6 separate regions of the Homo sapiens genome follow, and regions 1, 2, 3, 4 and 5 are each linked to region 6. A link is a contact called in ENCODE Hi-C or POLR2A ChIA-PET data. All regions are on one chromosome and are shown on one strand. The core of a region is the stretch at or near the end of the contact, and the rest is flanking DNA. Distances in the headings are between cores, read along the strand shown.

Region 1 (3,648 bases), core at 919-3,418, 700 kb after region 6:
CCTCCCACGGCACGCACACCCCAACATCTCAACAAAACCTCCCACGGCACGCACACCCCAACATCTCAACAAAACCTCCCACGGCACGCACACCCCAACATCTCAACAAAACCTCCCACGGCACGCACACCCCAACATCTCAACAAAACCTCCCACGGCACGCACACCCCAACATCTCAACAAAACCTCCCACGGCACGTACACCCCAACATCTCAACAAAACCTCCCACGGCACGTACACCCCAACATCTCAACAAAACCTCACACGGCACACACACCTCAACATCAACAAAACCTCACACAGCACACACACCTCAACATCAACAAAACCTCACACGGCACACACACCCCAACATCTCAACAAAACCTCACACAGCACACACACCCCAACATCTCAACAAAACCTCACACGGCACACACACCTCAACATCAACAAAACCTCACACGGCACACACACCCCAACATCTCAACAAAACCTCACACGGCACGCACACCCCAACATCTCAACAAAACCTCACACGGCACGTACACCCCAACATCTCAACAAAACCTCACACGGCACGCACACCCCAACATCTCAACAAAACCTCACACGGCACGCACACCCCAACATCTCAACAAAACCTCACACGGCACACACACCCCAACATCTCAACAAAACCTCCCACAGCACACACAACCCAACATCAACAAAACCTCACACAGCACACACACCCCAACATCTCAACAAAACCTCACACGGCACGTACACCCCAACATCTCAACAAAACCTCACACGGCACGTACACCCCAACATCTCAACAAAACCTCACACGGCACGCACACCCCAACATCTCAACAAAACCTCACACGGCACACACACCTCAACATCAACAAAACCTCACACAGCACACACACCCCAACATCTCAACAAAACCTCACACAGCACACACACCCCAACATCAACAAAACCTCACACAGCACACACACCTCAACATCAACAAAACCTCACACAGCACACACACCCCAACATCTCAATAAAACCTCACACGGCACGTACACCCCAACATCGCAACAAAACCTCACACGGCACACACACCCCAACATCTCAACAAAACCTCACACGGCACACACACCTCAACATCAACAAAACCTCACACAGCACACACACCCCAACATCTCAACAAAACCTCACACGGCACGTACACCCCAACATCGCAACAAAACCTCACACGGCACGCACACCCCAACATCTCAACAAAACCTCACACGGCACGTACACCCCAACATCTCAACAAAACCTCAGTATCTACAAAAAGTAGCTGTGTATGAAATAAACCGAGCTGATGTTTCTTTAAACAAGTTCTTTCAATGGGATTCCAGAGGCCCAGGTCTTGCATTTCAGCAATCAGCAGAGCAAGGGAAACACTCCAAGGCACGCTGCAGACAGACGCCCAGCAGAGGCAGGGCCAGAAGCAACACCAGGTTAAGTGGCACAAACTTTCCCTCAGCAACAGTGTCCTCTGAATCCTGTCCTGTTATAAACGCTACCGAGTAAAGCCAGAACAAGCACACTAGCCCATTACCAGGACTAGAGCATGAGAACCAGCAGTACCAAAAACACTTCCCAAGGGCTAGACACATGAAAAAGAGCAAACGGCACATCCCCACCAAGAGCCCTGGGTCACGCTGCTTCACAGGGAAAGCAGCCCTGGGCAGCCTCAGCATCCCTCCCAGGGAAAGCAGCCCCGGGCGGGCGTGCTCAGCATCCCCCTCCCCCAGGACAGCACCAGCACAGCCCTACGAAAGGCCCCACCCCCAGAAACCACGACTCCTCCCAGGCAAGCTGTGCAGCTCAGGCACCTCCCTGCAAAACAGAAGCTCAGGGAAGGCCTCTGGTCCAGGTGAGGGGCCCCACACCAGGGGCATCTTGCCACCAGGGGCATCTTGCCACCAGGGGCATCTTGCCAGCTGAGAAACTCCGACATTCTTCTGAAGGCCCCCCCATGGGCCACAGGCGTTTTCCTCTGAGTATCACAATGGTCCCTCCGGCCAGCCTCTCGGCACACCTGGGCCAATACCCTGTGGGTTTCCGGCCAGGCTCTTGGATGAGTCACCTTTTCCTAGACTATCTGCGGTGCCAGACATGAGCTGTCAAATCCCCAGTGTGTAAGTCCCAAGAGGGCTCTGCAGGCTCGTCCTGTGCTGCATGCTACTCAGCAGGCCTGAGTCTCTTCTAGTCAGGAGGGACCACAGGAAACAGTGAGACAGAGGGGCACAGCAGTGGGGGACAGAGGTGGTGGTCAGGGTGCGGCCCACTCTGCCTCTAGCCCAGTCGGTCGTTAACAAGCTCAGATGCCAGAGCCAGCCCCAGCTCAGTTCACACCCTGCCCCCTCCACCTGCTACCGCAGGGCCTCACACTGGCTGCTCACTCGCTAGCCCCTGTCTTTCCATCTGTGCAATGGAGCAACACAGCACAGGCATCAGGGCTGTGGAGATGATAGGTCTCCCTTCAGACACTCGAGGTCCTTACAGCACGCACGTCAGGGCTGCGGGGATGACAGGTCTGCCTGCAGACACTCCGGGTCCTTACGGCACAAACGTCAGGGCTGACATACCTAGAGACACACCACATCCTTACAGCACTATCTGGCACATAAAGGACATAAATATCAGCTGCACTTTTTTTAAATTTAGCTAAGCTCCTTAATAGCTCTGTGTAGTCCAAAGTTGGTGGTTTTGATTATCAGTGGTCCTGAGTGACCCAGAACCACACACAGCGGCAGGAGCTGGGCCTCTGTGTTCACCCAAAGGGAACTGAAAGAAGCCCTTCCCCGCAGCTGGGGAGGACAAGGCCCAGACAGGCCCATGTGGCAGAGCCCGGCGTGCCAGCAGAGAGGGTAGGCAGGTCCCAGCAGTGTGATGAGGGATGGGTGTGTCCTTGCGCCAATGGCCCTCCTCCTCTGCTCGGCAGGAGCCTCTGGCCTCGCTGCTTTGCTAGGCGATCTCTCCTTTTCTCCCTCTTGCTGTTCACCTCATTCAGCAAAAGGCACCTGCCTCATGCTGCATTCCCAGGTAGCTGCTGTCAGGGCCAGGGAAGGTGTCCAAAGGGCCCAGGGCGGAGCCCACGGTGAGGAGGGCCCAGCAGGTGGGCGTGCACTGTGCCCAGCTGGACCTGGCCAGGCAGCAGGAGGGGTTTGGAGAATGTTCCAACGCCCCGAACCCACGGGAGTAGGCTGTGGTGGGGAGGGAGTGCCTCGTTTTCATCCCTCAGCCCCCACCCACCAGGAGAGCCAGGCAGGCTGCTGCCGTGTGATGCGCCGCTGTGCCGATGAGAGGCGACCTGAGAGCAGCAGCGGCCGGAAGGACGGCCCTCTATCCACATCGCAGCACGAAGCTCACTGGCACAGAACACCCCCACCTCCTGCTGTCCTGGCAGCCCAGAAACACCCAGCACCAGCCAGTCACCCAGAAGTGTCACCACCGTATGGGTGTCCCCAGCCACCACTTCCAAATGGCTCAGTTGGTCCCTTGGTTTTATTGTTGGTGCACTGGAATTCTTACAAAAAAAAAAAAGTGTTTTGGTACTTAGAAACACAAGAGCTGAAAACGAAATATTCAAAGCAAACACCCACAATGAAGATTCAGTGGCCAAGTTGCCCAGTTCT
Region 2 (3,535 bases), core at 800-3,299, 860 kb after region 6:
CCACACAGAGACTGCAGGAAAGCTCACAGCAGCTTTGTGCACAGCAGCCAAAAGGCAGAGACAGCTCACATGTCCACAGACTGACAGATGGACAAACACCATATGTTCACCCACATGGGGAGCATCATTCAGCATAGAAAGGAATGGGGCACAGGCACGCGCCAACACGGGGGCATCGTGAAAGCACTGTGCTCGGCGAAGGAAGCCACACACGACCGCCTGCCAGAACACATGCTACACACAACGGTGTGTCACACACAACCACACATCACACGGAACACGTTACATGCAATGGTGTATCACACACAACCACGTCACACGGACCACATGGAATGCATGTTACAATCATAAATCACACAAACCACATGTCACATGGAACATGTGTTACACACCGTATCTTACACATAACTGCACGTCATACAGAATGTGTGTTACACACAACTGTATCTCACACACAACCGCACATCATACAGAACGCATGTTACACACAATCATATCTCCCACACAACCGCATGTCACATGGATGAAATGGAACGCATGTTACACACAATCATAAATCACACACAACCACATGTCACACAGAACGCAGAACAGGGAAGTCCCCAGAGACGGAAGCAGATGAGGGACTGCTTAGGCCTGGGGAGGAGGGTGATGGCTAAAAGCTGTGGGGTTTCTTTCTGAGGTGAAGCGAATGTTCTAAAAGGGCCCGTGGGGATGTTGCCCATCTATAAACACGCTGAAAGCCATGGACGTGTCCACTGGAAGGGGAGGGATCATATGATATGTGAGCTACGTCTCAAAGAAAGCTGTTTTTTCAAAAAGACTTGTTTCCCGTCTCCCCCGAGGGCTTCCTGGACTCCTGTTGCTTGTCTCTGTCACGAATCCTCACCCCAAAATCATAGGATGAACACCCCAAAGAAATCATGAGAACTCTTCTCTTTGTAGCAAACCACCAAAGGAGAAATTCATGCTTGAAACTGTATCCAAACGGATCAGGGGCCCAAGGGCTGGATGATCTTCACCGCAGCTGGTCTCTGAAAACATGCCTTGTGACCTGCAGTGAGGAGTCCGCATCTGTCTGTGCCACCTGCTGAGACTGTCCTCTCTCGGGCTCCCATGGGGGCTGCGGGCTGGAGCGGGGCCAGGAGGGAGGGGGATGGACGGCTGGGAGGAGGACAGACACCCACACCTCGGTGACAGGTGACAGGCGTTGGCTTGGGCAGAGCCTCGGTGACCTGCCTAGGTTTTCTTCCCCAAAGCAGATCCCAGCTGCGTCTGCACCCAGCAGGCCCCAGAGCCTTCTCCTCCGTGGGGGGGTGGGGGTAAGTCCCCTCCTGCTGGGCTGCCAGGCCTCAGGCAGCCTCGACGCAGCTCTGCACCCAGCTCCCGGCTCCCACAGAGAGCCCTGCAGCTACAGCCGGGGCGGCAGCTTCCAGTGGGCTTCCTGGACCCCTGTCTCCCAGCCACGCCGACCGCAGCCACTATGTGGCTCCTTACAGTCCTCCCCCGGGACCCCTCAGCCCCCACTGGCCTCCGTCTCCCCATCCTGGTGCCCCTCTGCTCTCTGTGGGTCTCCATGGGTCACCCCACTGCCCCGTTCATCTCTCCGTCCTGGCGCCCTCTGCCCTCCGAGGGTCACCCCCGCCGCCCTCTCATCTCTCAGGTCTTGTCCCTGCCTGGCAGCGGGTTGAGCACTGGGCCCACTCCTGGGCCTCCCAGCTCCCTTGGGACCATCTCTCTCACCTCTCCAGCCCCTCCAGCTGTGGACACTGACCCCTGCCTGGCTATGGGGCTCTAGGGCAAGCCCCTCCGGCTCCAGGCCTTCAGCCCCCTCCCCCCAGCCACACCCAGGAAGGAAGGAAGCCCCCACTGCTCTGCCCCTTGGAGGGTCAGCGACGCCTGCCCGCACAGGGAAGCTCTCCTGCCTCCCTTCGTGGTTGGGGAACTGGCTGCCCTGGGTGAGGCCCTCAGGCCTCACCCGCCTCTCTCTGCGGAGAAAAGGCCCGTGGTAGCAGCAGGCGGGGCTGGGGCTAAAAATAACTCTGCTGGGGCAGAGGCTGGCTGGTGAGGCCGCCTCTGTAGGGTGGGGGCGGGAAGGGAGACCGGCCCTGGGACAGCCTCAGCTGGAGCCCAGGGGCGGTGGCCCCAAAGGCCAAGCAGGAGGCCCACTGACCTGACCTCCCCCCGCAGAGAAGCTGGGCAGGGAGCAGGAAGTCCATCTGGGGTCAGGGCGGTGGGGCCCCCCCAGCTGCAGCCCCCTACTTCCAGCCGGGTATTGATCGGCTTGAAGCTCCTTGGGGCACAAAGGAGCTTAACCCTCCTGAGCAGATGACGGCCACGCTCAGGCCAGGGGCAGGGCCCCATCTGCGTCGGCCTCTCCGGAGTGCACCCTTCCCATGGCTGGGGGTGGGGCTGGGGCCGGGGCCGCAGGGTGCAGGGAGCCCAGCGGGAGAGCCCAGCCCTGCCGCGGCTCCTCCCTCAGTGTCCACGGGGAGATGCCCCTGGCCACAGGCAGCCGTTGGCACCTCAGACCTGGGGCAGGAAGGGGAGGGAGCCCCCGGCCACAGGAAGCCACGGAAGGGTGAGCTGGGCACAGAGTTCCAGGGTGACACAAGGCCAGGTCTGCAGAGCAAACATCTGTTAATGCCCAGAAAACTCACCCGGGAAGAAATACGCAAAAGGCCCACAGGGTGTGAGACTGCGGGAGATTCTAATTTTCTTTTTTTTTTTTGCTTTTCTTTATTTTGCTAATTTTTTCCCCCCACCAACAGGGGTTATTTTATAATCAAAGAAACAGAAAACCCTCGCAGAAAAGGGAAGTGCTGGCTGGGGTCCTGGCCACGGTGCCGTCCAGGCAGGATTTGGAAGGGTCCTGGGCTTTGGAGTCCAGGAACCAGCTGTGGCCCCCCGGGTCTCAGCCTCCCCAGCTGTAATGCAAAGTATGCACCCCCAGTGAGGACTCCTCACCTGCTCTTGCCCCTCCCCAGCCATCCCACCACCACCCAGCAGGGCCTAGGCTGCGGGGCTTGCACTGTGAGAAGCCCAGGCAAGGAGGTGACGCAGAGGCCCTGGCCCAGCCCACACAGCCAGGCCACAGAGCTGGAGCCCAGGGCGACCTAGTCTCTGTCCCCAGAAGGCAGACCAGGACTCCAGCCCCAGGAGCCCCACACAGGCCTTGACTCCCTCTCCTGGACCACGCCAGGGTCCCCCTAGATGGCGGGCAGGGGGTTGTGGGCAGGGCCTCCGGGAGATGGGACCAGCAGAAATGGAGCCACCTGGGGGAGGATCTGCAGCAAGAGGAGGAAGATGAAGAACAAGAGGAAGAGGAAGAAGAGAAAGAAGGCTGGAGAGCAGCACCCCAGGCCACGCCACCCACTGCGTCCAGCCCAGCTCTTCCACGCCAGGCCACGACAACCCCTGCGTCTACCCCAGCGCCCATGCCAGCCCCTGCTTCCAGCTCTGTCTGGGGTGGGTTGGAAGTGTGACCCTCAGAGGTAGGGATTGGGGCTCAGGCTGGGACCAGAGAGTGACAGAA
Region 3 (3,792 bases), core at 1,143-3,642, 940 kb after region 6:
TCTAAATATGTAGCTCTTGTAGAAGCACTCAAAAATGTCAATCTGGCCAGGTGCGGTGGCTTACACCTGTAATTCCAGCACTTTGGGAAGCTGAGACAGGCAGATCACCTGATCTCAGGCATTCAAGATCAGCCTGGGCAACATGGTGAAACCCCATCTCTACTAAAAATACAAAAAGAAAGTCAATCAATATCATAACTATGTTCCAGACACTGAACTTTCACATTATTCATTTTCACAATAAATGATGTGAAAACATGATCATTCCGACATTCCAGATTAAACCAAATGAGGTTTAAGGAAATTCTGTGAGTCCCAGCAGGGACAAGTGCTGCAGGGGGAACCCTCAACTGTCTAACATCAAACCTGTGCCCTCACAGAAGCTTTCTCTAGAAATCACATGGACAAGACAGCATCTACTGCGGACTGACCCGGAGAAGGGCCGGGCACAAAGTAAAACCAGTGTGTAACATGAGCAAAATCATGGGTGAGAACAAAGTTTTTAACTGCTCATGTTGCCTGATTTTCTTTAAGGTTTTGTGTTTTAATTAAGAGACCAAGCGTGTTTGGCAGTAGTTTCTACCACAGGTTTTGAGAGATGAACTGCAAGGAAGAGAACAGACACCTTCATCTAAATAGATGTACTATTTCCATTGGTTGGTCCCCATCATGAATTTCCCATTTTGTTGTGATTGGCGTATGAAACTATGAGTTAACCTTTCCTCTATTTAATTTTAGAATTCATCAATTCCAAAGAGAAAGAAGCCTACAAATAAAGCCCAGGGGTACATTCCCATTTCTGTCTATAGGGGACCTGTGGGCACACAGCCTGAGGAGCAGCCCCACTTACTTGAAGGCTGGGGATTCTAAAGACCTCCTCCAAACGGCACAGACCACTTTCACTCAAGTCTAAAATCGGTGAGGAGGAAAAGATGATGCCTCCAACACCCTTGTGAACATCTTTGGAGGGGGTGGCAGGCAAGCTCCTAGTCTGACCAGCACCCTCCTCCAGATCAGCAGCAGCCACAGAGGGAACTTCGTAGGAGCTGCTTCCCTCCATCCGTTCTCTTCCAGGGACAGCAGCTCATCCTCCTTGGTCTGGAGTCACCTGGAGACACGGGAAAGGGAAACGTAGAAGCAACTAATTATACCGAGGCAAAACAGAATAGCTGTGTGGCAGATCTACTGTAATGTAACTTGCTTTAAAAGCTATCATTTTTCCTAAGCAGTAGCAAAAATTTGACTTTTAAACATGTAAAAAAAAAAAAAAGGAATACAAAGAGGTTCAGATTAAAATTCTCTGCTCTCACTTTGTACAATGGAGTTCCAAGATTTAACTCCTGGAAAACGCAAAGGCGCACAATAGTAATGATCATTTTAGGGATGTAAACAGATCGGAACATTTCAAAGCCTGTAAATCAACTGCAACGCTTCCATGAAATGACTAGGGGCGGGTGGAAATTTGCACTGTTTCTTACCTCTGGTGTGGTTCTGTGCCATTTGAACTATGTTTTTAGTTTCTTGAGGCCAGGAAGCCTGTCTTTTGTTTACCATTTTGACCCAGTGACCAGAACTAAGTCTGGCTTACACCCAGTTAAGCACCGGGGAAAAACCTGTTAAATTAATCTCGAATTTTCGTTGTCCAGCAACACTTTTACTCAGAAGTATTGTTCACCAAAATCTCATTCAGCGAGGCACACTTCCACTTGCAATTTCCAAACAATTTATTCGGCAATAAGAATCAACGTTGGAATGCATCAGTTCACCTAATTCAAGTCACTCAACAGCCCAATGATTGGCATATGAGGCGCAGATCAGTTAGGGAACTGTTCCAGGGGCGCAGTTAATTGGGGGGTAGAGGCGACACCGGGACCCAGCAGGGTTCAACCCCAGGCAGCCTGCATTCCATGGAAGCCCGCGGGCTTTTTCACGGTCAGTTCACTTGTTTTCTCCGAATCACGGAACTTAAAACAGAGGAGGGGAGGCTTCAAACCTCAGAACAGGGAAAGTATCTTAAAACCAGAAGTGAAACAACAGCCTGGACTCACACAGGGCCCAGGCAGCGCAGGCTCCGTGGGGTTTCCGAGGCTGCCTTCAAGGGATCCCCACGCACGCCCACCCCCGCTCCCTGCCTCGATTTCCCCATCCGGGCGAGGCTGAGTTGGGTCCGACGCTCTGGGCCTCACATTCCAGGCCTCAGAAGGGCAGCCTTTGCGGTCAGCATCGCGGCTGGAGCTAGGCGACAGGGCACGACGGGCCGAGGCACCACCTTCCTGCCGCCGCCCGCCTCGAGGGCTCAGCGAGCTGGCCGTACCCGCCCCGTCTCACCTGCCGCGTCCCCGCCCACTGAAGCGCTGGCGAGCCCCGCCGCTGAGAGCAGCAGCCCGACAATGGAGGCCACCCAGCCAACGCGGTCGCCATGGAGACGCCGGTACGGAATCCCGCAGGCGCCACGCTGAGCGCGAGTGTGTCTGTGATGCGCCTGCGCGAGGGGTGTGGTGCGCCTGCGCGCGGGGGTGTGCGTGTTGTGGGGGTTTGTGCCTGCGTGCGGGGGCGGGGTGTGGGTGCCCCTGCGCGGCAGGGGGTCGGGTGTGGTGCGCCTGCCCGGGAGGGGGCGGGGTGTGGTGCGCCTGCGCTGGGGCGGGGGGTTGCGCTTGCGGTGGGGGGGTTGTGGTGCGCCTGCGCGGGGGTGGCAGGGGGTGGTGCGCCTGCGCACGCACGCGGCCAACGGTAGCATCCGTTTTTCCGCGCCCGCGGCCTTGAAGGGGTGGTGGTCGACGGGCAAGTAGAGACCGCGAGGGTCTGGAGGGGCGACCGGCCTGGCACAGAGGGGAAGGAAGAGAGCGGGATGCTAAGTGCCGTCTGGGGAGCCGGAGGGCCCGGGGCGGGCGGGGCTGCTCGAGGACAGCCGAGCAGAAAAGAATTGCTGCTGAGGCACCACCTTTGGAGCGGTCCTCGCTGCCTGTCCTTCCCGCTGGGCTCACTCCCCGCGTCTCTCCTGGGGCTTCCTGGAGCCACTTCCCACAGGAGCTGCTTGTCCCCAAATCTTGCCTCAGGACTTGCTGCCAGGGGAACGCAGACTCAGAGCGTCCTCTTTGGAGAAGTAAGGCTGCCTCTGGACGGAGGAGTGAGGGGGGCGAGGAAACGCAGTGAGTGTCCTGAGGAAGGGTTTTGAGAATTTGGAAGAAGATGAAATGACACCGGGCGGGAGGGGAGGTGCTCGCGTGGTCCTGTGGAACCCTGGAGTCCCGTGCACCTTCATTCCAGGATCCAACTGATAATGAAAAGTAGCACCCTCTGTCCCACCCAGAAACACTCTGGAAACCCGGACAGTTTAGCTGGAGTCTGCCATGATTTCACTTTTTTTTTTTTTTTTTTTTTTTTGAGGTGGAGTCTTGCTTTGTCTCCCAGGCTGGAGTGCAGTAGCGCGATCTCGGCCCACTGCGACCTCCGCCTCCCAGGTTCAAGCAATTCTCCTGCCTCAGCCTCCCCAGTAGCTGGGACTACAGGCGCGCGCCACCACGTCCAGCTAATTTTTGTATTTTTAGTAGAGACGGGGTTTCATCATGTTGGCCAGGCTGGTCTCGATCTCCTGACCTCATGATCCGCCCCCCTCGGCCTCCCAAAGTGCTGGGATTACAGGCATGAGCCACCGTGCCCGGCCTGATTCCACTTTTTAAAGGAAACGACATAATTATGTGGAGAAACGACTATCCACTTTGAGGGGATTTACGTTTTATTTTTGTGAAGAGATCACAGTAAGAAATGTTTTTTAGGCCGGACACGATGGCT
Region 4 (3,544 bases), core at 63-2,562, 830 kb after region 6:
TGGAACCTCCCCACACGCCTCTGCAGGTCAAGGGTACCCAGGGCCCACCCTGAGGCCCCTATGCCCTCGCCCTGGCCCCACCACGGGGCTCCTCTGCCCAGACGTCCCAGGTCCAGAGTGGAGGCTCAGCCTTGGGCCTCAGTCCGCTCCCGGCCCGGATGTGAGGGTGGGTCGCAGCTGCACGGCCTCGCTGCCCACCAGGCCTGCGGAAGGGAGGACACGCCCTCCCACAGACCCTGTGATGGCGGCTGCCATGGAAGGTGTCTAGGCCCTTTTGGGCATCCCCTGCCCCCGTCTAGGTCCCCAGGTACTTGCAGAAAAGAAGGGGTGAGCACAGCCTTCTGTAAGGGGGCGCCCGAGTCCTGGCCAAGGTGGCCGCCCACCCTGGGGCTCCACAGTCCAGGCAGCCACCTCTTCAGTCTCTCCCCTTAATGTGGGGCAGAGTGGATAGAGGGACTCCCTCCTCTGACCAGCCAGGCAGGCAGGGAAACCCGGGCACGGGAGCCCAGGGCTGGTGGCCATGCCCTGAGGGAACTGGCTGCACTTGCAGCCCAGGCCACAGGCCCCAGGACACCCCAGACCTCTTGGCAGGACCCCAGGGTTAAAAGGCAGTTTGTGGCGCCACTTCTCCCCTGATGATGGACACCTTGAAGGGGCTCTGGGCACCAGCGGAACAAACGTCATAGGGAAACTCAGCAGCTGACCTACCACCAGGACCCACCTGTCCTCTGCCCTCCCAGAATCCTGGTCATGCGTCCAGCAAGCTCCCAGGGAGGACACGCCAGGCACTGGGCCCATGGACACGCTGTAGAGAAACGCCGCAATCGTTAGGGGCATGTGACTAAGACGCCTCCTTCCCATAGGCACCCACGGGGTGCGGCTCTTTCCAAAACGCCACATTAAAACAGCTGCAGGAGGACCGAAGGGGCCTCGTGCCCATCCCCTGCTGCTACTCCCCAGCCCGCCCTCAGCCTCCTGCCGCTGGAGCTCTGCCCACCTGCACACCCCACTCTTCTTCATCCCCAGCCCCATAAGCGAGACTACCTTGAGGCCAGTAGGTGCTTCCTGAGAGTTTAGGAATAACAGGGGAACTACAGCAAATAGCAACAATTTTAAAAGCAAACAAGGCATCAGCCCTTGCCATCCTCAAGCCGTGACCACCCCTGCCCAGGACGGAGCTCCAGCGGCTGCACACTTCCCCCAGGGCTCGCCCTGCAGCTACCTCTCAGCTCCTGGGAGGAAACTCCACATTTCAGCTGCTTTATACCCAGAGAAGCCTCCTGCCTCCCTTCCCAGTCCTGGCAGATCCTGGGCCTCTCCTGCCTGCCTGGCCTCTTGGAAATAACTGGCTGAGCCTCTCTGTGTGTCTGGCACAGCATGGGGCCCAGAGGCCAGAGCCACCGGAGGTACCCTGCAGAGAGGGTAGGGTTGCAAAATCCTCCCCCCCACCCCCACAACTGCAGAACACACCCTGGGCCCAGCTGGGCTCTAGAGGTGCCCAGGAGAGGGAACTGAATTATTTCAGGAATTGGAGATGCCCCTGTGGCTGAGGAGGAGCTGGGGCTGGGGCCGGGGCCAGGGCCGGGGCTCTGACCTGCCACTCTGCCCCACATTAAGGGCAGAGACCGAAGAGGTGGCTGCCTGGACCTTGGAGCCCCAGGGTGGGCGGCCACCTTGGCCAGGACTCGGGCGCCCCCTTACAGAAGGCTGTGCTCACCCCTTCTTTTCTGCAAGTACCTGGGGACCTAGACGGGGGCAGGGGGCCTGGGGGTCTGGGCCTGGGGGCCAGACCCTCCATCATTTCCTAGGCTGGTGCTCAGAAATGGAGGAATCTCAGGACAGGTCCCTGTGGTCTACGGGGTGGCAGGCCTGAGGCTGGCCCTCTCTGCAGAGGACACCTTGGGGGCTGCTGATCAGCCTTGAGGCCAGAGATGGCTCTCACCTGCTTCCCCGTCACAGGACCAGCACTGTCAGCCTCACCTGGAGGCTTTCTGCAGGGCTGGTTCTCTTGTCCCATCAGTGTCTGTGTGGGGTCACCCTGTTCCCCTAGGAGGGTGGGTCTGCAGGGGGGAAGCCAGAGTGGCCCTTGGAGACCTCAGGACCCCAGAGGGAATGAGCAGGGAGCCTTGAGGGTCTGGAGGAGGAATTCAGAGAGGCAGGAAGCCGGGGAGCCCTGAGGAGAGGCGAGAGGGAGTGAGCGAGCGGGGGAGGGAGTGAGGGGGGAGGGAGCCCTGAGGAAGGGGAGGGGAGTGAGCGGGGAGGGAGTGAGGAGGGAGGGAGCCCTGAGGAGAGGGGAGGAGAGTGAGTGGGAGTGAGGGGGGGAGCCCTGAGGAGAGGGGAGGAGGAGTGGGGGGGTGGGGAGCCCTGAGGAAGGGGAGGGGAGTGAGCAGGGAGGGAGTGAGGCGGGGAGCCCTGAGGAAGGGGAGAGGGAGTGAGTGGGGAGGGAGTGAGGGGAGGGAGCCCTGAGGAAGGGGAGTGGGGGGAGGGGAAGGGTGAGGCAGGAAGCCAGGGAGCCCTGAGGAGAGGGGAGAGGAGTGAGGGGGAGGGGAAGGTGTGAGGGGAGTGGGGGTTGAGAGGAGAGGGAAGGAAGGGAAGGGGGAGGGGAGGGCGATGGGGGAGCCCCCACAGACACCCCAGCTGCTGGCTGGGCGCTGGGCACCCCCCAACCGTTGGGCCTTGCTCCCACTAGGGGCAGTCGTGTCCCAGCCCCACAGTCAGGTCTGAGTCAGGGACCCGTGGCGCCCGCCCTCCCTCAGCTGAGCTCACCAACAGCTGAGAAATATTCATTTAAAAAAGCCCCCATTAAAGAGCTAACTCATTGCTGACACTGCAACTTTTTATTTTATTTTATTTTATTTATTTATTTATTTTGGAGACGGAGTCTCGCTCTGTCGCCCAGGCTGGAGTGCAGTGGCGTGATCTCGGCTCACTGCAAGCTCCGCCTCCCGGGTTCACGCCATTCTCCTGCCTCAGCCTCCCGAGTAGCTGGGACTACAGGCGCCCGCCACCACGCCTGGCTAATTTTTTGTATTTTTAGTAGAGATGGGGTTTCACCGTGTTAGCCAGGATGGTCTCAGTCTCTTGACCTCGTGATCCACCTGCCTTGGCCTCCCAAGGTGCTGGGATTACAGGCGTGAGCCACCGCACCTGGCCTTATTTTATTTTATTTGAGACAGAGTCTCACTCTGTTGCCCAGGCTGGAGTGCAGTGGCACGATCTCAGCTCACTGCAACCTCCGTCTCCTGGGCTCAAGGAATTCTCCTACCTCAGCCTCCCAAGTAGCTGGGACTAAAGGCGTCCCCCACCATGTCCAGCTAATTTTTGTGTTTTTAGTAGAGATAGGGTTTCACCATATTGGCCAGTCTGGTCTTGAACTCCTGACCTCAGGTAATCTGCCCACCTCGGCCTCCCAAAGTGCTGGGATTACAGGTGTGAGCCACCACACCCGGCCTGCAACTTATTTTTATATTAAAAAATTTGAGTCCTTAGAGGACGGAGGCCTACAGAGCCATGGGCCAGGCAGAGCAGAGGCAAGAAGGCAGAG
Region 5 (3,825 bases), core at 41-2,540, 970 kb after region 6:
CTCACATTTCATGCATCAGGCGGTTAGGGCGGGCGGCCACACTGAATGTCAAAGGCCGTGGGGAGGCAGGGCTCACAGTGGCTGAATGACAGGGTAGACAGTTGTGTGCGGTGGGAGGGACGGGAGCGGGAGACACTGGCCTTGGAGCCATGTTGGGGATCCGCTCATCGTCCGGGCGGGCAGCAGGAAATCCCATCTAGGATTTCACCGAGGAGGAAGAGACCCCGTCTTTGTGTCCTGGTTACAGGGCAGAACTTAAGGAGGTAAAGGCTTCCTAAAGTCAAACAGCCCGGTAGCAAAAACTGATTCTTCAGTGACAAGCGCCAGGGGCAGGCGGCGAGGCTCCATGCAGAGCCGCGCCTTCTCCAGGGCACTCCAAGGCGCCCAGCACTTTCCGCGCAAGGTCGCGCCTGGCCCTGCGCAGGGGCAGAGGTGCCCGGAGGTCAAGCCGCGCCCCAGGCCTCCGAAATACGCCGAGTGCCGAGGCCCCTGTCGCATCTGGACAAGGGGACCCTGGGCGACTCGGGCACGCGGTCTCAGGCCGGACGGGGGTCGCGAGGATGGCACGGGGGTGCCCGAGAGCGCGGGCGCACGTGCTCAGGGCTTAGCGCCCACCCCAGGCGCCCGCGTGTGCGCGCGCGCAGCCAGGCCCGCCCTGCCCCACCCCACCCTCTGGCGCAGCGCTTGGACTCAGCCTGCCGCCTCCTGACCGTGAGCCGGGCTCTGCCCGGCAGATTCCCGCCGCCCGCATCCCGGGCCTGCAGCCCGGCCTCACCCTGCGCAAAGCAGAAGGCTGGAGTTTAGGGCTCCCCGCACTGGGCGGCGGAAGCCCGCGCGCCGGCTGTTTTCACGAAGAAGGCAGGGGAGGGAGGCCCCCGGAGACCGCGAGAAGGTCCCGCCGCCGTGCCGGGCACAGCAGTCCCCGTGCCAGGGACGCCGACCTCCGGGGCCCCAGGATACCCGTGGGGACGCTCCCTGCCTCCCTCGCTCTCGTACCCGCCGTCTAGTCTGAGCCGTGGTCCCCGTGTCCCGGCGAACCACAGCCCCCATCCCTAGACTGGTGGCGGCCACCCACTCCCTAGCGACACTCCAGGCACTAGCCCCGCCCCTGCCCCGCCCCCGGCTCGGCCCCGCCCCTACCCTTCCCGAAGCTCCGCACCTGCCACGCCCCGGCGCTCAGCTCCGCCTCGACCCCTTCCAGGAGCTCCGCCCCGCCCCCGCCCCTTCCAGAAGCCCCGCCCCTGCCCCGCCCCCAGCGCTCGCAATCTACGGGGCGGGTTCCACCGCCCAGAAGAGCGCACGGCGGGCGCTGCCGGCCCCGAGCGCTCCCGCTACCACTGCCGCTCCCGGCCCTGCCGGCCGGCCATGCCCCGAGTTCCGGCTGCCGCGCGCACCCAGACCCGGCGATGAGGAGTGGCGCCGAGCGCAGGGGCAGCAGCGCCGCGGCGTCCCCGGGCTCGCCGCCCCCCGGCCGCGCGCGCCCCGCCGGCTCCGACGCGCCCTCGGCCCTGCCGCCGCCCGCTGCTGGCCAGCCCCGGGCCCGGGACTCGGGCGATGTCCGCTCGCAGCCGCGCCCCCTGTTTCAGTGGAGCAAGTGGAAGAAGAGGATGGGCTCGTCCATGTCGGCGGCCACCGCGCGGAGGCCGGTGTTTGACGACAAGGAGGACGGTGAGTGCGGGCACGGGGACGACGTGGGGGCCGCGCGCTATTGCAGGGGCGGGCGCGGCTGGGCGGCTTTTTCCCGCAGGGGTTCCCCCGGTGTCCGGGACGGCTTCCCGGGGCGCCCCGGCTTCCGGAGAAGCTCGCGCCGGGTGGCTGCGGCCCCACGCGAGTTCTGGGCGCCCGCCCGCGTCCTCCGTTTCTAGTGGCGGCGCCGCAGGAGGAGCAGGCTGGGCCCGGGCCCTCGGGGCGAGGGTCCCCCGCGGCTGTGGCGTCTCCGGGCTTGCGCGCGCCTCCGCCCACCGCCCGTGGCAGCCCTGCTTTCCGCTTTCCGTGATCCGCTCGGGCCCACGTGCGGGCTCGTTTGTACTTTGCAGTTAGAGAGGCGCTCACCTGTGCCGCCCGAGTGCGAGTGAGGCTCCTGCCCCACAGGTGGCGGGGCCCGGCCGCTCAGAGGCTCAGTCTCCTTGGTGACCGCGCGGTGTCCATCCTCTGCTCACCCATGTGCGCTGGAGGCAGGGCCAGGCCGTTGTGCAAAGACCTGCCCTGCCAGGAACGAGTGCGCTGCTGAGTCCTGTAGATAAAGCCGCCAACCCCGGGGACTGGTGTCTCCTGAGTGACCGTGCAGCCGTGGGCGCCATAGAAAGCAGAGAAGGCAGGTGAGGTGACATGGGACAGGCCTGCAGGGACACCTCCCGGGGTGCCAGGGGGCCCCGGGGACCCCCGAATTATCACCTGCAGGGAGATGTGGTGCCGCGTCTGCCTGTGGGCACTGTAATACAGTCACATGCAGACATACAGCTCTTTTCTACAGGTAACATGCAAATCATTTAAAATCGTACATTGATGACACATTTCATGTTTTTTGACATTTTCTTAAAATACTTGAAATGTGCATTTTTCATTTATAGATAGCGTGCAGAGGTATGATGGATCCTTCAAAATTTTAGAGCCCAGCGCTCAGGAGCCAGGCTATTTACTTGCGATAAATAATTTAAGCATTATGGGAAATTACAGTAATACGACCTCAGGCCGGCGTTGGTGAGTGTGGGGCCGTGCACCGCCGTTCCTCCGGGAGACGGCACCGGGGATTCATGGTGTGCTGCCTAGAAGGAGGGCTGAAGGCCCAGCCACACCAGGCCCCACACGCTCCAGGGTGGCCCGTCACTGTGTCCTGAACTTCGGGACAGCAGAACTCACGATGGTGAATGTTTGAGAAATGTTTTTGTTTTTAACATAAATATTCAAAGTAAAGAAAGCCCAGAGTGAACTAGGAGCTGATCAGGAGGCAGATTTGCCTCTCGTTTCTGGCTGCGGGTTGAGAGAACGTCTGAGAAACGCATCTGGTTTAGCACTTGCTGGTGTCAGCCAAGAGCTGGCTGCTCTTCTGGGTCTCGGCACCGTGCTCTCCGGGGGTGGGAGTGGAGACAGTGGTGTGGCACTGGGCTGCCTTCAGCTTTGTAGGGTAGACTTCCCTGTGTGTTCACAGTGTGTTATGTCACAGAATTCAAGGATCACTAGAAAGGCAAAAAGAGCAAGCACAGAGTCTGTCTGTGGGGCTCACGGTCTGACTTGGGAATTCTTTCACATCCCCAGCATCACCGTATTTGCCTGTAGTAGGACGGCAGAGATTCGGCTGACGGTGTCCCACGGATGCTGCTGGCTCCGTATGGCTTGGTATGCAGCCACATCCCCAAACTGAGCACCCGCCGGGACTCAGCTGGGCTTTGTGTGGTGAAATCAGGAGGGCAAGACTAGGCCCTGGCCCGAATAGCAGAGGACATCTCTGGGCGGTGACCGCTTCCCTCCGCTTCTTCCTGTCACTGGCAGGGCACAGACAACTTGGGAGTCATAGCACAGGGTTTGCAGAAGAATGTTCTGCACCTCTGAGTGTGGATGCCGGGGACTCGTGTTGGTGGAAGGGATTCAGTTTGGAAGGAGAAAGGAGAGTCTTTTAGGAAGGGACTGTTGCCCCTGAGTCCCACCCCTTTCAGGTTGGTGCAGTCATTTGCCTGGTACTTTCGTGGCCCCGTGGCAGCACTGGCTTAAGGAGGCCCTGGTGCTGTGTTGGTGTCTCGAGTTTACTGAATCTGCACGGTTGCTATGGCAATGCTAGACCTTCCGATGAATTTTTTAGATTAAAACACCTAATTAATATATCAAATT
Region 6 (3,517 bases), core at 774-3,273:
GTTGTCACCTTCAGCTCTCAGCACCTCGGCCCCCTTGGGCAGTGAGGAAGGGCCCTGGAGGCGAGGTTGGGAGAAAGGATAGCTAGAACAGGATCCTGCGGGGAACAAGGGTTGTGGGCAGCTCTCACCCGGGGCTGCCTCACTGAGAGCACCGCCGAGTGGGGGTGGGGGTGTCCAACTCTCCAGCCACAAACCGCTTCCTCCTTGTCTGCAGGCTGTGCAGGTCTGGCCTGTGAGTAAACACATTTATCAGCAACCCAAGCTGTCAGTCTCAGTGTTGTGCAAATGCCGGACTGGTGAGCAGAGGAGCCTGCTAGCTTTCCTGCCTGGCCCCGAGGCCCAGAAACCCCTGATCTTGTGTCCTGGGGTCTGGGAAGCCCTGGGCCTTGAGAAGTGGGGTTTGCAGGTGGTGATAGGAGGAGGGGAGGGAAGCCTCCAGGGCTGTGGGGTTCAGGCTCCCAGACCCCCCGGCACCTGCTGAAGAGGAGAGCTGTGTTCTGTGGGATTGGGTGGAACTTCCTCAGCGCGGGAGGAGCCTGTTCTGGCCCAAGCTGGTCCTGTCTTTTTAGGAATAAATCCCTGGTAGCTCAGCGTCGGCAGGGGCCTTGCTGTGCCTCTGATGTGGCCAGCGTGCCGCCTTTGCACTTTGCTGTTGAGTAACTTGCACCATGAGGTCAAGGAAGGGAAGTGTGATTGCCAGCTGGCCATTGTTCTATAATAACAGGGTCACCTGCATGAGCTCAGGCACAGGCCAGTATCCCCAGCCCTACCTGGGAGCCTCTCGGCAGCCTGGGGGACCTCGTCCTGTGCCACACAGGCAAGCGGACACACCCCCAGGCAGCAGAAGTCACCTGCGGCCCAGTGCCAGCCCTTGCTTTCTTGCTTTTCATGCCATTCACATTAGGGTAAGAATGGCTTTGAGACAAAATGTGACAGCATCACTCACGCCAGCTTAGATCCTCCGGGTTCCCTGTCCTCCCAGGATAACGTCCGAGGCCCCGGCCTCTTCTTGCCACTGCCCCTTGACCTCTGTCCTCTGCCCCTAGGCCCGTGCAGTTCCCTGACTCGCCCTGCCCTGGTGCCCTCTCTCCAGGCAGGACTCCCTCCAGCCCCTTGCTGGCCCTGCCCTGCCTCTCCCCAGGGAGGCCCTGAGGCCCCCCCCCCCCATGTGATCTGTCAGCAGCGCCCTGTGTGGTCATCTGAGCTGCCTTTCCTGCCACCACCACTGTTCCCACTCCAGGAGGGCGGCCTGGCTGTGAAAGCCCCAGGGAGGGGTCCTGGGTGGACCGTCTGGGGAGCTGTGGTGTCAGCCCAAACCTGCACCCTCGAGGCTGAGCCCACCACGGGGAATGTGGTCACCAAGGGCAAGCACGCTTGGCCGCAGGCCTGGAGACGCCGGAGCCAGGCCACGGTGGGCTGCTGCAGGCTTTGGTCCACGTCGGCCAGCGTCAGCTGCTGTCTGGGGATCTTAGGCTAGGGACGGCCCCTGCACCTGCCATCACCTGGGCTGGGACCCCCACCTAGGGCTCCCCCTCCCCACTTGGACGCCTGCGGGCCCATGCCTATCCCACTCCGGTGAGGCCTCAGCCTGGTGGAGGGGGCGCAGGCTTGGGGGGGAGGGTGGCAGAGCTTCCCACAGGGCTGAACCTATGCCCACAAAGCCATGACTTGCCCCTGCCTGAGGCTTTCTGTTCCCCAGGAAATCAGAGACCCCCTCTCCTGAAACCGCCAGGCGGCCCTCACAAGTCCCTTCCCCTCCAGGACCTGCCTGGCGCCACCTCCTTCCAGCCGCCGGGTCCTTCGAGAGGCCCCCTCTCGGGGCTCTGGCCGGACTTGGGACAGGCTGTGCCTGAGTTTCCTCACCTGTGCAAGGGAGGATGCTGGATTGTGGGGAGAGGGGAAACGGACCCCGCCCCCAGGTGCCGCGCGCCCCGCCCCTCCCACCGGCCGAGGGGCCCATTGGCTGCGGGGCGCCGGGGCGGGGCGCGCGGAAAAGAGCCTCGGGCCAGGAGCGCAGGAACCAGACCGTGTCCCGCGGGGCTGTCACCTCCGCCTCTGCTCCCCGACCCGGCCATGCGCGGCCTCGGGCTCTGGCTGCTGGGCGCGATGATGCTGCCTGGTGAGTGGTTCCAGGGAACCGTCCCGGGCGCAGCGCGGGGCAGGGTGGCTCTCCCCGCAGGACGCGACGCGGACCCCGAGCCCCTGGCCTGCTCGCACCCCGCACCCTGGCCCGGCTTCGGGCTGGTCCCTGGGAGCGGGCCATCAGGTGCACAGTGGTCTCTGGGTGGAGAGCCCCGGGCCGGGGAGGCCGGGGAGGTCGGAGGGAACCTTCAAAGGTGAACTGTGAGAGGGAAGTCCCGCCTCTGAGCTTGTTAGTGGGGTCGGGGCCGGGCCAAGCAGGACGCTTCACCTGCTGCGCGAGGCGCCCTGGGTTCCTGGGATTCACCTGTGGGGCTACCCACCCCCACTATTTAGCCGAGGAGGGAAGGGAGGGCAGACAAGCTGAGGCCTGGAGTGCAGGGGTGTGGGCTGAGGGGACCCGTCTCCTGCCTGGGGGAGGACATGGGGCTGCTGACCCTGGATCCCACCCCTGCTCCTGGAGTGACTTGGGCTGGGGTGTGCTGAGGAGCTTCAGGCTGGAGGCCGGGTTGCTTCCCGCCAGTTTCCTGGGCAGATAGGGGCTGGCTGCTCCCCTGCTGCCTCTCCAGGTTGGAGATGTGGTCATGGAGACACGTCCACTATTGTGTTTTAATGGGAGCAAAGGGTCCTGGGGTTGGTGGTCTCCGAAACCCTGCCCATTGCATGCTGGGACCCTGCCCTCTGCTCTCGGATACCAGGGAGTTTCCAGTTCTTGGGAGGTGAACAGCCTCCGGGAGGCACTTCCTGCTCCCCAGTTAGATGCGATCAGATGATCAGAAGAATGGAGGAGGAGAATGGAAACGGGCAGGTCGGCGGCCCGAGTCCTCCTCCCTGGGGGGAAGGTTCATCCTTGCCCTCGGGCCCCTCCAGAGATCTGAGACAGCCTGGAGACCTGTGGAGTCACTGGCACCCGCTGGCACCCACAGCGTCTCTGAGCACTGTGTGTGGGTGCTGCAGGACACAGGCCCACCGGCCATGCCTGGGGGCGCTCCTGGGGTCTTTTAGGCACAGAACCCTCACTTGAGTCTTTGTCCCAGAGCTATCTGGTGAGTTCCCCAGGGGAGGGTCAAGCCCAGCAAGAGACAGAATCTGAGGGCCCAGGAGGCCTCTGGGAAGGAAACCTGCCCCCCGGCCCCTCATGCCTGCTGACCCTCCCTCCTGCAGCGATTGCCCCCAGCCGGCCCTGGGCCCTCATGGAGCAGTATGAGGTCGTGTTGCCGTGGCGTCTGCCAGGCCCCCGAGTCCGCCGAGCTCTGCCCTCCCACTTGGTGAGTCTAAGCTGGCCTGGGGAGGGTCCCTGGCTGGCCCCTGAGCCTATTTTTGTGAAAGGAGCTTTAGCTTACAGAAAGTGGTGAGAGGCCAGTGGGTGTCTGGGGCT

The links. A loop is a pair of places that touch in the nucleus more often than their neighbours do. ChIA-PET counts read pairs that join two places held with the same protein, here RNA polymerase II (POLR2A). Pooled maps may share reads with other maps.
Region 1: a loop to region 6 is called in a pooled map, with 8 times the contacts of the local background. The contact joins the enhancer-like site here to the promoter of ADAM8 in region 6. A Hi-C loop is called at or near these places in 5 of 37 single-sample maps with no recorded cell type and 5 of 50 pooled maps.
Region 2: a loop to region 6 is called in a pooled map, with 5 times the contacts of the local background. The contact joins the enhancer-like site here to the promoter of ADAM8 in region 6. A Hi-C loop is called at or near these places in 3 of 37 single-sample maps with no recorded cell type and 1 of 50 pooled maps. POLR2A ChIA-PET finds 5 or more read pairs at or near these places in 1 of 52 experiments (WTC11).
Region 3: a loop to region 6 is called in a map with no recorded cell type, with 15 times the contacts of the local background. The contact joins the promoter of LRRC27 here to the promoter of ADAM8 in region 6. A Hi-C loop is called at or near these places in 1 of 168 maps with a recorded cell type or tissue (B cell), 14 of 37 single-sample maps with no recorded cell type and 13 of 50 pooled maps.
Region 4: a loop to region 6 is called in a pooled map, with 8 times the contacts of the local background. The contact joins the promoter of LINC02870 here to the promoter of ADAM8 in region 6. A Hi-C loop is called at or near these places in 1 of 37 single-sample maps with no recorded cell type and 9 of 50 pooled maps. POLR2A ChIA-PET finds 5 or more read pairs at or near these places in 1 of 52 experiments (RWPE1).
Region 5: a pooled map shows a loop between it and region 6 (7-fold over the local background). The contact joins the promoter of STK32C here to the promoter of ADAM8 in region 6. A Hi-C loop is called at or near these places in 2 of 168 maps with a recorded cell type or tissue (CD4-positive, alpha-beta T cell and CD8-positive, alpha-beta T cell), 1 of 37 single-sample maps with no recorded cell type and 15 of 50 pooled maps.

Annotation. Positions count from the first base shown.
Region 1 is chr10:132,570,576-132,574,223 of GRCh38, reverse strand. The region is part of intron 1 of INPP5A (inositol polyphosphate-5-phosphatase A); the gene reads right to left. Among named protein-coding and RNA genes, the nearest start is that of INPP5A, 35 kb to the right of the region's middle. RefSeq lists enhancers at 810-1,578, 1,799-1,848, 1,859-2,008, 1,579-2,348, 2,509-2,648 and 3 more. Within about 2 kb of position 2,168, at least 20 of the 41 ENCODE cell types and tissues checked have a DNase peak (open chromatin) inside an H3K27ac peak, as active enhancers do.
Region 2 is chr10:132,420,150-132,423,684 of GRCh38, reverse strand. No RefSeq gene overlaps it. Among named protein-coding and RNA genes, the nearest start is that of LINC03068, 23 kb to the left of the region's middle. RefSeq lists enhancers at 1-25, 843-1,746 and silencers at 2,204-2,263, 2,294-2,353, 2,384-2,433. Within about 2 kb of position 2,049, at least 33 of the 41 ENCODE cell types and tissues checked have a DNase peak (open chromatin) inside an H3K27ac peak, as active enhancers do.
Region 3 is chr10:132,330,793-132,334,584 of GRCh38, reverse strand. LRRC27 (leucine rich repeat containing 27) reads right to left here and starts at 2,392. Exons shown (of 11, transcript NM_030626.3): 1 at 2,329-2,392; 2 at 851-1,108. The coding sequence starts at 1,060. It also overlaps a transcript of STK32C not described here. RefSeq lists a silencer at 2,571-2,690 and an enhancer at 2,575-3,109.
Region 4 is chr10:132,442,957-132,446,500 of GRCh38, reverse strand. LINC02870 (long intergenic non-protein coding RNA 2870) reads right to left here and starts at 1,312. Exons shown (of 3, transcript NR_149317.1): 1 at 1,223-1,312; 2 at 722-805. It overlaps LINC03068 (long intergenic non-protein coding RNA 3068), which reads left to right and starts at 1,519. Exons shown (of 3, transcript NR_184030.1): 1 at 1,519-1,729. RefSeq lists silencers at 2,573-2,622, 2,723-2,772.
Region 5 is chr10:132,305,415-132,309,239 of GRCh38, reverse strand. STK32C (serine/threonine kinase 32C) reads left to right here and starts at 1,290. Exons shown (of 12, transcript NM_173575.4): 1 at 1,290-1,668. The coding sequence starts at 1,407. RefSeq lists enhancers at 1-19, 20-564 and a silencer at 817-1,466.
Region 6 is chr10:133,275,374-133,278,890 of GRCh38, reverse strand. It overlaps ADAM8 (ADAM metallopeptidase domain 8), which reads left to right and starts at 2,023. Exons shown (of 23, transcript NM_001109.5): 1 at 2,023-2,119; 2 at 3,304-3,407. The coding sequence starts at 2,074. TUBGCP2 (tubulin gamma complex component 2) reads left to right here. Exons shown (of 18, transcript NM_006659.4): 18 at 1-256. RefSeq lists enhancers at 1-78, 569-618, 1,933-2,580 and a silencer at 1,774-2,333.